Linked DNA regions of Homo sapiens: region 2 is linked to region 1. A link is a contact called in ENCODE Hi-C or POLR2A ChIA-PET data. All regions are on one chromosome and are shown on one strand. The core of a region is the stretch at or near the end of the contact, and the rest is flanking DNA. Distances in the headings are between cores, read along the strand shown.

Evidence for each region. Hi-C counts contacts between places; a loop is a spot of excess contacts on that map. ChIA-PET counts read pairs that join two places held with the same protein, here RNA polymerase II (POLR2A). Pooled maps may share reads with other maps.
Region 2: a map of right cardiac atrium shows a loop between it and region 1 (4-fold over the local background). The contact joins two enhancer-like sites. A Hi-C loop is called at or near these places in 10 of 168 maps with a recorded cell type or tissue (A673, IMR-90, MCF 10A and 6 more) and 15 of 50 pooled maps. POLR2A ChIA-PET finds 5 or more read pairs at or near these places in 5 of 52 experiments (BJ, H1, IMR-90 and 2 more).

Annotation. Positions count from the first base shown.
Region 1 is chr1:201,789,827-201,794,248 of GRCh38, forward strand. NAV1 (neuron navigator 1) reads left to right here. Exons shown (of 34, transcript NM_001389617.1): 16 at 728-751; 17 at 863-940; 18 at 3,966-4,049. All of the region lies in intron 2 of IPO9-AS1 (IPO9 antisense RNA 1), which reads right to left. Among named protein-coding and RNA genes, the nearest start is that of MIR1231, 17 kb to the right of the region's middle. Within about 2 kb of position 2,150, at least 14 of the 41 ENCODE cell types and tissues checked have a DNase peak (open chromatin) inside an H3K27ac peak, as active enhancers do.
Region 2 is chr1:201,652,804-201,657,225 of GRCh38, forward strand. All of the region lies in intron 5 of NAV1 (neuron navigator 1), which reads left to right. Among named protein-coding and RNA genes, the nearest start is that of MIR5191, 64 kb to the right of the region's middle. Within about 2 kb of position 2,573, at least 8 of the 41 ENCODE cell types and tissues checked have a DNase peak (open chromatin) inside an H3K27ac peak, as active enhancers do.

The DNA of each region.
Region 1 (4,422 bases), core at 900-3,399:
CTCCCCTCTACCATCCCATGCTCCCTAGAACCTCCTTGGAGTTGGGTAACTGGGCGGGGGATGGGGGCACTGCTGGCTCTTCACTGTACCCATTGGGGTGGGAATGGGGGAGGCACCTAGAGCTTGTAGCATTCACTTGGGTGCCTCAGGTCCTCAGTGGTCTTTCTGGCCCCACCACCAGCTCCTGAGCAACTCTGGTGATTTTTGTTCCCCTCCTTTGAAAAATGGAGAATCCCCATGTTAGCAAGCCCTTTCTGTGCCATGGTAGATGGGAAGCTTTTATGAAGGTGAGATGAATAGATTTCTAGGACCCGGACTCCAGAACCCTAGAAGTGACCAAGTGTTTATTGTGGGGCACCAGCCACAGCATTTGGCTATTAGGCATTTCTTGATTTGTAGATTTGTTTTGCTCCTAATTCTTTACTCCAAGTTGCTGGCAATAACCGTTAGTTCTCAAACCAACCAAAGTCTCATTTCCTAGCCTTTTTGGCAATGACAAAGTTTGCTGGAGATGAGCTCCAAAGAAATCTTTTATTGAAACCCTAGTATAGATCTGAGCCGAGTCCTGTGAGGAGCCAGGGCCAGGAAACAAGAGTTTCAGCCTCTCTGCACCTCTGAGTCATGCTTCTTCACATTTCCTACCCTGCCACTGGGACCTGACTTCTTCACCTCCATAGTAACTACTTCCTTTCTCTCTCTTTCTCTCCTTCTGTGCTCCCTTCTTCAGGCTGAGGAGAGGATGCAATCTGAGGTAGGGTGGAAAGCCTTTGTCTCTGCTTGTTAACATCACTGCACCTCATTTTCCTTCCAAATCTTATACAGCTTCTGCAGCCAGTAGTTTGTATTTCTCTTCCTTTTACAGCAAATCCGGAAGCTTCGTAGGGAACTGGAATCATCCCAGGAAAAAGTGGCCACCTTGACGTCTCAGCTTTCTGCCAATGTGAGTGCCATGAAGTACGGAAAGATCAAGGCAGTTATTTTGACTATCGTTAGACAAGTTCAGCCAAGGGAGGAAAACTACCTGGTAAGGTATCCCCTGGACTGAGACGTCAAGGGCATGCGTCTTCTTCACAGCTCTATGATAGAAGACGAGGGGATTGTTCTTCCCCTTCTCTGAGCCTCAACTTTTATGAAGAACCATTTTGCTTCTACTCTAATTAATAGGTATGGATGAGTTCATGTCTGATGGGCTGAGCTCCCTAGAGAAAGAGAAGAAGATTGATTACCAGTGGTTCTGCATGGAGGCAGAAACAACCTTGCCATTGGCCATGGACAAAAGCAGTTATGGATTATAATTATAGGGCTCTTAGAGCCTTTCCACTGCCCTGGGGGGTGTTCATGTCTTTGTTCATGCCACGTAACTGTGCAGGCACATGATTGGTCATTAGAATTCTGTCTAGTGACCACGACACTACTGAGAAACCTAACTCCCATTCTGGTCTGACTCCTTCATTCCCAACTGCCTTTTCTGAGCAGTCTCCTTGGGCAGATGGTAGAAACAATCTGAAATTCAGGTTGAGAGCTAGAATTCTTTGTTTCTACTCTCAGTACCTCCATTTAGAACGAGTCTATTTCTTTAGACCTTAGTTTTTCTACCCTGTGACATGGGGAGAAATGAAGCCACCTCCTCTAACCAGGCTGTGGTACTTTCTCCCCTGTGACTGAGTTGCAAACAGAGAACATAAGAGCCATTTTCCCCCAAAGCTGTAAACAACAGCTGAGCCGGATCTGCAGGAGCTTTCCAAGTGTTTGCACAAAAGTAACCATGTCTGCAATTTCCGCAGTAGTTTCTGGTTTTCTCTCTGCCCTTCCTCTCTGGGGAACCCAGCTGTCAGGCCTGGGGTCTATCCGTCGGAATTAGGTAGAAGAATCTCCACCAAGATTCTGAATGTTTCCAACACATTTCAGCAGCAGTTCCCTCACCACACTAGTTATTCTCTCGATTCTCTTTTCCCAAACCCTCAATTCATAAGTTGTACCAGTTTGTTTGAAGCTCATGTTAAGCACTTTTTCCCACTCTTGGGGGACCCATAAGAATTGTAACATAAACAAGAACCATCTTTTCTCTCCCTTGTGCCACACCCACCAAAGCAAATGGCCTGGGTCACGTCCTGCACACCCCAGGAAATTCATGTCTGGGAGATGCTGGGGGGGAGAGGCGCCAGGGAGGCAGAGAACATTATTATGTCTGATTCATTTACACTGCAATCTGTCAGCCACCATGCTGTCAAGGCTGGGCTGAAGCCAAGAAATTGAATTTAGAGGGTGATTTTTCTTAGAACAGGAAGTTCCATTTGGCTAAGAGAGAACAAACTAAACACCCAGACACGGTGGGTTCTGCATCTTAAAGGCAGATTTTTGCCGAGGGTCAGAACCCTGCCCTCAAGCAGGAGATGGGATGCTGGGACTCTAGGAAGGTTCCACAGCTCTCTTCAGGATTCCGTGACTCCAAACCAAACTTTTGTCATGTTCCATGGAACTTCCTAGCCACTAAAGCTGAGGGCACACCCTAGATGTAGGGGCCCAGACCACTTTACCCCTCTCAAATGCTAGCCTTTCTGCAGCACCACTGCTTAGCCCTGAGGTCTTACAGGTACCCTAGTCTGGGGTTGGGATTAAGGGAAGGGTCAATGTAGGGAGAGGAAGTGTAGGGGAGAGCGGGGAGAAAGCCCAGCCAGAGCAAAAGGGTTCCCCTGGATGGGGAAAGGCAGCACAGAAGAGCATACAGGGGTTCTTGGGGCCTCTCATGAGTAGTCTTCCAGGGACTACAAGGAGTCTACAAGCAGACATGCAGGATGTAGAGAAGCAAACCAGAGAAGACCTGAGGTCAAGAAGACAGATGTTGCCTGCACAGTGGGTGAAAGGAAACTGCTCAGGTTGTGACATATTATAATCTCCTCAGAGCCCAGGCCTTGACAGATTTATAGTAAAAGTGCAAGAGGAGGCTCTAACTGGACTAAAGGGATTGCCTCCAGCCCTGGTCCTATGAAGTAGGCTCCAGACATGCGGAGCAGTGGATGAAAACTAGAGTTGACCCAACAGGGAGGGAGAATTGTAAGCCAGTAGGAGCCATGAGAGTGCCGTCGATTTCCTAGAGCTCTGCATGAAGGAGCTGCGCAGAGTATGCCCACTTCTTGCTAGGGTCACCAACTTGCTCAGATAGTCTCACGATGGCTATTTCTCCATCCCCAAGTGCTCCCCTTTCTAGCCCCCGGCCTCATTCCCTTTACCTTGCCTATACATCTTGCAGCCAGTTGGCCAGCTAGAGGTCAAACTATGCCAAACCAAGTGGCCTTAGCTCCTCCACTGAGCACCTTTCCGAACTAGCCTGCCTCTTATCCAGAGAGCCCTTTGGTATCCTTCACTCCTCATGAAACAGACCTGACACCTAGTGGCCAAACGGTGGAATGCCTCTGCAGTTTCCTTCCAGCCTTGCAAACCTGGAGAATCCGGGAACAAGGAGCAGCTGCAAAGCAAGAAAGGGTGAAGCAGTGGAGTAGCAGAGGAGGAAGAAACGCACCAAATAGTTTCTGCCAGGAGATTATTTGGTCCCTTGGGGGCCGGCCCACTCCACAATGCAGGAGTTAAACCAAAATAATAGGAACGACCCCAGAGGCTATGGCCCGCCTACCAAGTTGGCCACACCAAATATCACATAGAGCAGAGGGATAGTCCTACCTCTGGTAGTTGATAGGTTTTAGATCTCAAGTCTCCAGGAGCCTCTGGAAACCTGCCCTACCCTCAACCTGGCTTCATTATTCAAGAAGCTGGTTCCCACCAGAAAATTTCTTTGATTTCCCCTTTGTCTGCTCAGGAAAATCAATATTTTTTTAACCACCAAGAGGTTTGCTGGCATTGGTCAGCTCCGAGATACAGGAAATCAGTTAAAACTATTTCCCATTGTCAGTTATTGCCTTTCCCCCAGCCTTATGCAACTTAGCAATCTCTTTCTGTGTTTGTTTCAGGCTAATCTGGTGGCTGCTTTTGAGCAGAGCCTGGTGAATATGACATCCCGCCTGCGACACCTGGCAGAGACGGCCGAGGAGAAGGTGAGAGGCCTGGGAAAGGGTGGGAGGGGTGGGTGCGGCGAGGGGGTTCTCCTGGACAGAGAGGCCGAAGCTGACCATCTGTTCTTGCTCATGAATGCCAGTTTCTCCCCACCTCACTGTCACCCTGGATTCTCAATCTGCCCCCCAATACAGTGTGAGCATATTCCTTATCCCAATTCCTTGCCCTTCTCTATCAAGTTTTGCAGAATTCCAATGCCTCGCCCATTGCCTGACACATCATAAGGGCTCAGGGCTCCTGCTAATCCCAACTAATGACGCTGTTTTCTTTTTTTGAGATGGAGTTTCGTTCTTGTCACCCAGGCTGGAGTGCACTGGCGCGATCTTGGCTAACTGCAAACTCTGCCTCCCAGGT
Region 2 (4,422 bases), core at 1,323-3,822, 140 kb before region 1:
TGCACCTCAATTTATGATGGGGTTATGTCCCGTTAAGACCATTGTAAGTTGAAAATATTGTAAGTCAAAAATGCATTGAATACACCTCACGTACCGAACGTCACAGCTCAGCCTAGCCTACCTTAAACGTGCTCAGAACACTTATATTCACCTACAGTTAAGCAAAATCATCTAATATAAAGCCTATTTCATAATAAAGTTGCATATTTCATGGAATTTATTGAATACTATACTAAAAGTGAAAAACAGAATGGTTGTATGGGTACTAGAAGTATAGTTTCTACCAAATGTATTACTTTCATGTGATCATAATGCCAAAAAAGCAGAAGCCGAACAATCACAAGTCGGGGACTGTCTGTACTATAGTAACACCCCAAATCTTCCTACCTCATCTTCCCTGGACCTGAGGATCTCAAAGCAAAACTAGTCTTTTGACACTCCAGGTGTTCATGTTCCTTCCTTCTGTCCTCCAGGAAAAGGGGGCAAAGTGAGACAGCTAAGACTGCCCAAGGTCAGGGAGTAAAAGAACCCAGGAACCTGGACTTCCTAGTCCCTCTTCATCTCAAAGGTGTCTGGACCCACACAAGCGGTTGTCATGACAACAGTTAGGCCTTCTGAAGTGCAGGCCAAGTAGAAATGAGGAAGAAAGGCAGGAAGCTATTCATTTCTAAGCCAGTTGATTGATGTGAATTTTTTGGGGGGGAGGGGCAGTGCAAGGGGGTCGCTCCAGTGAATGTGCTCTGGGATACTTTGAGTAGCAGGAGAAAGAAATGTGTTCACAAATACTTCGTTTTCCTTTTTATTCAGTGCATTGTGGGGCTGGGGTGGGTAGAGAATTCTCCAAAGAACTGCCACCCAGAACAGATAGGTGATATGTGGAAACTTATCCAGCACCCTCAGATTCCCTGAGGCCTAGCAGGAGAGTGAGGACAAAGCTCACTCCTGCCCTTCCTCTGGGCAGCAGCAGTAGTGATGGAGGATGCTTGTGGAATCACAGGCAGGAGGAAGGGCTGTGGCAAGGTGCAGCAGCCTGCAGGTTTGTGTGTATGTGTGTAGAGAAGGCACTGGCACAAAACCTTGGAGCTGTGAGGCCTCCTGCCTTCCTCCAGGTTGGTACCAATAATATTTCTTTTCTCACCGTGTCCAGAAAGTTTTCTTCCAAGGCTAGGCTTGGGCCCCCACCCAGGTCATGTTCCTCTCCTTTGGGCATTGCCTTGTTCTGACTGCTGCAGTCAAAAGCTGTTGGCTTTGACTCACAGCCCATGGCTCTGCCTCTGAGAGTACCGCATGGATGAATAAGTAGGTCCTAGGGGCAGTTCCTCTGCCCTGGGGAGAAGGTACAGATGGAGGAGAAGTACCCAGAGCTACTCTGGCTCCCTGAACCTTAAGCCAACCCAGGGAGATACCCTTTACCATCCATCACTGATGGCTCTAACCCCAGGCCACAGGCCCCTTCTAGACCTGCATTGAATGGGTAGCAGGACCAAGTCACCTGGAGTCCTGGGATGTTTCCTGACACTTTCTTCTTGTTTCACCCCTTCCCACTTTCTCTGCCCAATTTGATACTGTGGCTGCAAATGCCCACCCCCTACCTCCCACCCCCTACCACCCACCCCCATCACAAGCTGCCAACACCAGATCCTTCCCCTTCTGCTGACCTCCAATCTTGCCTTTCTCTGCAGCTATCCTTCCACACACATATACCGCACCTCACAGCCTCTGACCCTGAGGGTGAAGGTGCAAGCTGCTCCACGTGGTGCAAGGGAGAGCCAGTGCTGTATGGAGCAGGCTGAGCAGAGCCCTCAGGGTCCATAACTGCAGCTTAGCCACCTCTGCAGCACACTGCAATGTCTTCCTGGATAGCCAAGTCCCTTTCTCTCTGCAGAGCGCTCCATCTCCCTCACCCTTCCCTGAGATTTCATAGAATCCTAGAATGGAAATTGTCTAGTTGAGCCACTACCTCAAGCCAAAATTAATCCCACTATAGCATCATAGGCAGGTGGGTGTTCTGTTTACACTCTCCTAGTGACAGAGGGCTCACTACCTTATTTTCCAGGAAAGCACTCATTATTAGATAGATATTTCTTCTGTTGAGCTTTGATTCTGTCTTCTGAGAATTTCTACCCGTGGGTCTGAATTTGCTCTCTGGATGCTTACAGATGAAGCTAGCCTGCGTTTCCCAGGATCCCCTTTCTTATATTTGGGGTCAGACACCTATCTATGCTCCATTCGTCTTTTCTGCTTTTGCCTCTTCCTTCCATTTTTCTTCCATTTCTCTTCTTTTGGAACAAGACCTGATAGGAGATGTCTGACCTGTTCACCCTGACTCACGGGCCCAGTGGAGTCCAGCTCTCCACCTGGACCCCACTGTCTGCATCTCAGAGTGGCTCCCTACCGGGGACCCACAGCACCTGGCTGGTCTTTCTCCTGGCCCAACCAGGAAGCTCTCCTCCCCAAAGCCCAAAGCCCAAAGCCCAAAGCCTTCTCCCTCTGCCTGGAAAGCCTGAGCCAGCCAACAAGGGGAAATGGACGCCACATGTTTCTCATTTGCGCTGGCTGACCTCCCCCCACACCCTGTTTGGATTACCCAGATGTGTTTGATGTCCCAGAGCCTGCGGCCTTTTCTCTCATGCACAGGAAGGGCCGGGTGGGGAGGTAGGGGGGGCCAGGCCCAGCTCACTGGCCCTGCGTGGGCAGGTTCCCTCCTATAGGAGGCAGACATCACCTCCCACACCTTCCCCCACACTGCTGCTTCTGGGGACTGGGCCTCCTGAAGGAAGCAGGACACCAGCGCCTTCAGGGTTCAGCTCCCCCTTGTTCAATGAAGGCAGGTCTTTGCTTCCTTCTGACCCACAGAGATCGGGGGCAGACTGGGAAGATGCCCCAGGAACTGTTTTGATCTCCCATCTGGAGGCTGAGGGAGGAGCAGAGTTGCACTTAAGGTGTGTCTGGCATGGCTGTCCAGTGTGGGCACAGCAGCGTGTGCCTGGGATAAGCAGGGTGACCCGCTTTTCACCATGGTGCTTTGCACCTTCTATAAGCACCTTTTTTTTTTCTCAGACTTGATGCCTTTGGAATGTGGAGGGGTGTGTTGCATAGGTGGGAAGCTCCCATTAGGGGAGAATGAGGACCCATTGGGAGTTTCCAGATTGCTCCAGCCCATTCTGGTGCTGAGGTAGAGATGGGAGGGCATGGAGAGCAGCCCATCTCCAGGTTCACCCCCTAAGAGCTTTGGCTCCAGCAGGCCCCAGGCTCTCCCTGCCAGCGCTGTTGTATGTTGCGTGTTTGACACACACTTCTCCAACTCAGCTCCAGCCAAACCTCAGCAAGGCAGCCAGGGCTCGGCAGGGTCTGGGCCTTGGCCTGAGCCATCCTGGAATCTATTTTAGACATCTCAATGATACATTTCAGGGCCACTGGAGTGGGTGGTTTCTCCACAGCATCTTCTAATTTCTGGGCGACAGCTTTCACTCTGGGCTTCTCAGGGTGCTTTCTCCTGTGAGTTAGAGGTGTGGAAAGCAGGGACAAGTGCAGTCCCAAGCCCCAGTATGCTGTGTGTGTTCCCAGCGTTGGTTCTTATGGAATCTCAGAGTTGTGGTCAAGGTTATCCAGTTGAGGTGTTGCTGTTGGGTGTGGTCTGGTCTGAAAGGTTGAATGTTATAAGCTCCAGGTGTTTCCATGGAGAGCTGGGCTCATAAACTACGACCTTGGGCTGAGCAGGAAGATAGCGAATGTTGAGAAAGCAAGACTGAGGCAAGTATGACGAGAGCTATTGGGTTAATAGGTTGTATGGCACATGGCACAAACCCCTAGAACTCGGGTGAGGTTGGGTGTCAGGGTGTGAAGACTAAGTGTGCAGTGAATGGCATGTGTTCACATGGATCAGTGCATGTAAACAAACTCACCGGCTTGCAGCACATATGCACATACTGAAGGGACATTTGCGTGCATGTATATGTAACAGCTGGGCAGGTTTAAAAGAGTCTGAAATATGACCCTGGTGGAACAGCTTCCCCCAAACAGACCCCTAGGCAGAGCCCGCTGGGGTTTGGACTCCTTGGCTTCTTTCCCAGAAAAGCACTGTAAGTGCTGGTTACTCCTCAGACTCTGAGGACACAGGCCCCTTTGCCCTTGGTGACCCACTAACCAGGCCCCTCCCTTTTGGGGAAGCTGGCAGCCACCCAGCAGGCCCTGCCTTCTCTCTGTAGGATCCCTAAACTGTCATGGGGTCTAGGATTCCAACATCCCCAGACTGAGGCTGCTTCCTAGGAGCTCCTGGGACCTGATTATCCCAAGGGGGAAATGAAAAGCTCAAGAATCAAAAGAATCAGTAATCTAATGGTTATCAATAACATGTATCAATCACTTGGTAAGTGAAAGTCATTGTTCTTGTTCCTCAAGCCAAAATTAATCCCACTATAG